Linked DNA regions of Homo sapiens: region 2 is linked to region 1. A link is an interaction called in ENCODE POLR2A ChIA-PET data of the cell type or tissue named here. Cell type or tissue: OCI-LY7. All regions are shown on one strand.

Region 1 (2,500 bases):
AATTAATCACTCTCTTTAGAAAAAAAATGCATTCAAACATATATGATAGAATTTGACGCAAACCATTAATAACACTTGTGATGATACATTTTTCAAGGGAAAAGAACGTGTCAGTAAATCATCTGTAGTCCCTTAAAAATTGGAAATACATGTCAGAGGAGCCTGAAAATTAGGCATTCACATGTAAATATCTTTGGAAATTCTGACTATGTAACTAATACCAAAAACTGCCTTTTGATTCTTCTTGATTCTTTTAGTAAGTACCGTAACGCCTTCGAGCCAGAAAGGTGTGTCTGAAAGTTCTAACACACACATTGTAGGATTCCTAAGTCATTGTCTCACTACCCTTCTAATTTTTCACAGATTATTCCAGGCGTTTAGTAGTAACATAAAAAGACCTCCTTTGTACTGATTTTAAACTTTTATATCACCTTGGAAGTTTTAGACTAGAAACCCTTGCGCTAGTAATGACTTTGGGACTCTGGACATTTAGCTGGATGACTGATCCCAGTGTATTGTTGCCAAGTGAAGGGAAGACATTGAGGCGTGCGATGCGTAGAATTGCTTTGACTCACTTCTTTCCCCTGGCAGCGGTTGCAGCCTGGCGGCAGCAGTACCAAATCTGTGTACTTGCATGTTTGAAAGCTGCTTTTCTTAGGCTCCCACAGCAGTTTGTATAGAAGAGGAGCCAAAGTAAGACATCTAAAGAGACTTTCTCAAAAGCAATTCACATGTGATCTTACAAAGAACTCCTTTTAGATTTGGTCCTATCACTACACTCCTCAGACTTCTGTTAAAGCCTTTGCTAAGAGGTAGTGTTAGGGCAAGGCCTGGTAAGTTCTATTGTGTTGAATTTGTTGCAGAGTGTTTTTAAGAAGTAACAGGCTTAGAGTAATTTAGAATGTAGGGGCCAGCCATCTCCAGACACGAAAGAGGGAACCTGAGATTGACAGGTTAGATGATTTAGCTAAGGCATGCTCCTGCTTACAGAGTCCAAGTTTTCAGACTTCCATTTATGTGTGCATTTATTATGTCAGAATATGGTTTATGAATTGTAAGAAATAAGTTGCAGAAGAAAGAAAGGACATTTTAACTATACCATAAATGGTGTCAACTGCCATTAATCTGATAGGAAGATCCAGATTAAAGTTTCAGACCCTGGAGACTGGAAAGGGTTCAGAGCTGAAAGAATGTATAGTGTATCTGTCCTTACTCTGTGATATGATGAGAGGCAAAAGATGGCAGTTTTGACGGAAATCAGAGCTTTTCTTCTCAGATACTGAGGGTTAGTTTGTGAACTTCTGTTTTTTGGCCATCATGTTTTGAGCACCTGCGGAGGAAATCGTGCTCCCTCAGCCTCAGCTAGTTTAAGGACTGTGCTGATGGGAAGCAGAAGCAGCTCCTTGTGCCCTCTTAGTAAACAACACAGATTCTCACTTCAATAACTGATGAGTCTGTTCTGTTGTCTCTCAGTCCCCTTGTCAAAACCACTGATCTGGATTGCTCTACAGAAGCTGCTTTGCCCCTCTCTTCTCATGATCATGGAGGAGCTCAGTTTTAATACCGTCGTTTGTGTCTGATACACTTAGGCAGCAGTTCCCTCATGGACCTTTTAGATCAAAAATGAAACTATAGTACCTTAAGAAGCTTTTAAAGGAGACATTCTGTTACTATTTGGGGAAGAATAAAAAGGCAGTATGATATAGCGGAAAGAGTTCTGATTTTGTGGTCAAGAGACCCAGAGCTTAACTCTGCCACTAATTGGTTTGGTGAACTTGAGCTAACCTTTAACTCCTGTGGGTCTTTTTATTGTCATCTGTGAATTGGGGGACAAGATGATCTCCAGGGGCTGGATTTGCAGTCCCTATCAAGTCTATATTGAAGGGTTTCATTTTTAGAAGAGTAGCTCTTTAAACTATCCTATAAATTAAATATGACACCAGAAATAGCAGTGACAAATGGAGAATTTTCCTAGGGAAGCCAGTTATGATAGGCTACAGAAAACTTTTTAAAATAAAAACTTTTTATTATCACACAGTAGGAATGCCCTCCAAATAAATTGATAATTTCTGTTTTACAATGTGGGAATCTGAAAATATCTAGAAAATTAGAAGCTTTTAAAAAAAATTATAGAATCTGCTTCCAAAGATCAAAAGAAAACAAAACAATGAGTCTATAACTAAGGTAATTTAGATAGATGTGGATTTCATCTGATTAAGTTTAATTATAAATTGTATCTGAATTATCATAGACTAATACTATAAATAAACATTTGGTTGGATATCAGTCTTCCATTTTGCCTTATGTATTTATGCTACATTAATTGGTTTCATTAATACCATTTAATTGATCATAACTTGTGTTACTGCCACCCTGATGGTAAAAGGAGCCTTTACAGCTGTGTACATGTAGGGACATGGTACCACTTTCACAGCTTTGCTGGAAACACTATACTGATTTCTAAATATCAGACATAGCTTATTTAGAACAAGTGAGTTTG
Region 2 (2,500 bases), 54 kb after region 1:
CTTTGAGTTAAGATAATGTGAAATAATTCTACACCATTGTCAATTAACATTGCATAATTATCTATATTACAGTTTTCATTTATATGATTTAAAGGGAAATGATAGAAAAAAAGTATATCCTTGGTATAAGGAAAGTATATAGCAAGGATAAAGGACCTTTTTCAAACTATTGGGTAAAATTAAAAGCTGTTTGGAAGTTATAGTTAGTTCATGTCACACATTAAGTTACCATTTTAAAAGGCAAGCTTATGGGATTGAATGAATATTAATTTAATAAAATGTCTAGCAATAATAAAAATTGAAGAATATGTGGAAAATACATTCTTAACAGATAACTTTTGGAAATATGTAACGAATAGCAATAAATGTATTTTGTTTCACGTTATTGTCATGCAAGAGATAAGAGGTAGCAGAATTGAGAGAAACGGTAACAGGAGCAAGCCACAGAAAAATGAAGGAGAAAGATGTTGTCAGTGAAGGTTGAAACCTCCAAGTAAGACAAAATTTGTGATGGATTATTGCAACATCACATATCAGTGCTCTTAGAGCTTATTTATCCATTCAGTTATGTATGCTCATTACAGACCCCTGGCATGGTGGCAAGTGTGGTTACACTTTATAAGTAGAGGAATTGAGGCTGAGAAAGGTTTAACAACTTGCTTAATGTCTACAGCTAGCTAAAGATATGAGTGATGTGCTATGCACCACTGCTTCCAATAACCCTAGGCACTGGTGGTATTATTCTCAGTTTATGGAATCTAAGGTTGAGGCCCAGAGAAGCTACCTTCTCTTGGTTACTGTAGCCCTAAGTGGAAGTTTGAGGGTTTGAACCTGCTTCTGTCTCCAGAGCCCTAGGCTCATTCCATTATAAACAACTCCCTTTCCCCACCGAGGTCAGAAAGCTTTTTGGATACTATTTTTTAAAGTTGAGGATTAAATAACACAAAGTATACAGCTTCTGAATCCTTATCCCACAAATGGATTAGATAACTCCATGTCCTATCTCTAGAACCCTATGCTGAGATTGTCATTCTTCTACAAGGAGAGCCACAGAAGTCACTGAAATTGTTTTTCTCACTTGGTATCTAAATAGGGGAATGGGGTGACAGCCTTTAGAACTTTTTCAATCTATTTGTTAATTAAAATCTGCTGTCTGTCGTTTTATTTATAGTATAAGGATGCATTTATGAAAGCAAATCCTGGCTACAAATGGTGTCCTACCACAAACAAGCCTGTGAAATCCCCAACACCCACTGTCAATCCACGAAAGAAACTTTGGGCCTTCCCATCTGACTCTTCAAGAGACTTGCCAAGCCCCAAGAAAGCAAAGACTGAAGAAATGCCTCAGCTTAACTTTGGAATGGCTGGTGAGTTGAGACACTATTTCCACCTATTCTTTAAGGACAGGGCAATACATTTCGGCAGCATTTTAAACAATACTGAGGGCGGGGGGACAAAATTTATAACCAATATTAAGCAGTGGCAAAGATATAGCATATTTTCAAGCATTGGATCATGATATATATAGAATACAGGTAATTTAAAAAAGGATATATGGCCTCAGTGGTAGTGTCATTATAAATATATGTGAATTCCTGACATTGACAGTATGGAAAAGTAGACAGCAACATGGAGATTGTCAGAAGCTTAGGAAATTTTATGTTCACAAAATAGCTTACACACACACATACACACTAGTAAGCCATCCCAGGATGCACCTTAGTTATCATGCTACTTAAACAGCTACAGTCATGTAGATCATCTGGGTGTTGGAAACATTGAGGGCAAGAATATGAACAAGTACATCACAAATCTGAGATTGGACCTGATAGCTGTGTCTTAGAGAGAATTCCCATCCTGTCTGTCTCCTCTCATGTCCATTCTTGTATGGGACAGACAAATTTAAAATTCCAGATGGTGCCATTTGTTATGGGACCTTTAGTACTCTTTGGGTGGTAAGGTATGCTAAATCATTTATTACCATGAAATAAAGTACTTATATTCACCCTACAAGTGGGCTCTGTCTTTCTTAGCTATTACAGTGCAGTAATCAAAAGATGAGTTTGCCAGATGAAATTAGCAGATTGAGCAGGAGAAAGGCAGTGAAGTTGCAATTGAGCTACAGGGTTCCTATTTTGGTATTAGAAGCAAATTTTCTTCCAAAGCAGAGTATTGAACTATTTGCATATGGAAAGGTTGGGAAAAGAGGTTGAGTGATACTGTGATAACACTTTTTTTTTGAATAACCAATAAATTTAACGAGACTTTATGATTCAGTGTGTGATTCATACCATGTAAAGTATGTGGCAGTATTCTATATAATCTACAAAAAATATTATTTTAATCAGTCCTGTATGGTGGCATGTGCCTATAGTCCTGGCTACTTGGGAGGCTGAGATGGGAGGATCACTTGAGTCCAGGAGTTCGAGGCTGCAGTGAGCTGTGACCTCACGACTGCACTCCATCCTGGGCGACAGAGCAACACCCTGCCTCTAAAAAA

The links. Peaks named below come from ENCODE experiments on the same cell type or tissue, not always from the same donor. Only the 100,000 strongest peaks of a DNase experiment are listed, where the experiment ranks them.
Region 2: POLR2A ChIA-PET joins it to region 1 with 5 read pairs; 6 of 35 experiments call an interaction of 5 or more read pairs at or near these places.

What each region holds. Positions count from the first base shown.
Region 1 is chr3:107,674,004-107,676,503 of GRCh38, forward strand. All of the region lies in intron 3 of BBX (BBX high mobility group box domain containing), which reads left to right. Among named protein-coding and RNA genes, the nearest start is that of BBX, 150 kb to the left of the region's middle. In OCI-LY7, no CTCF peak of the experiment used is centred here; a DNase peak (open chromatin) is centred at 1,358; H3K4me3 peaks cover 1,252 bases; H3K27ac peaks cover 1,628 bases.
Region 2 is chr3:107,727,594-107,730,093 of GRCh38, forward strand. It overlaps BBX (BBX high mobility group box domain containing), which reads left to right. Exons shown (of 18, transcript NM_001142568.3): 6 at 1,172-1,367. Among named protein-coding and RNA genes, the nearest start is that of LINC00635, 150 kb to the right of the region's middle. In OCI-LY7, no CTCF peak of the experiment used is centred here; no DNase peak of the experiment used is centred here.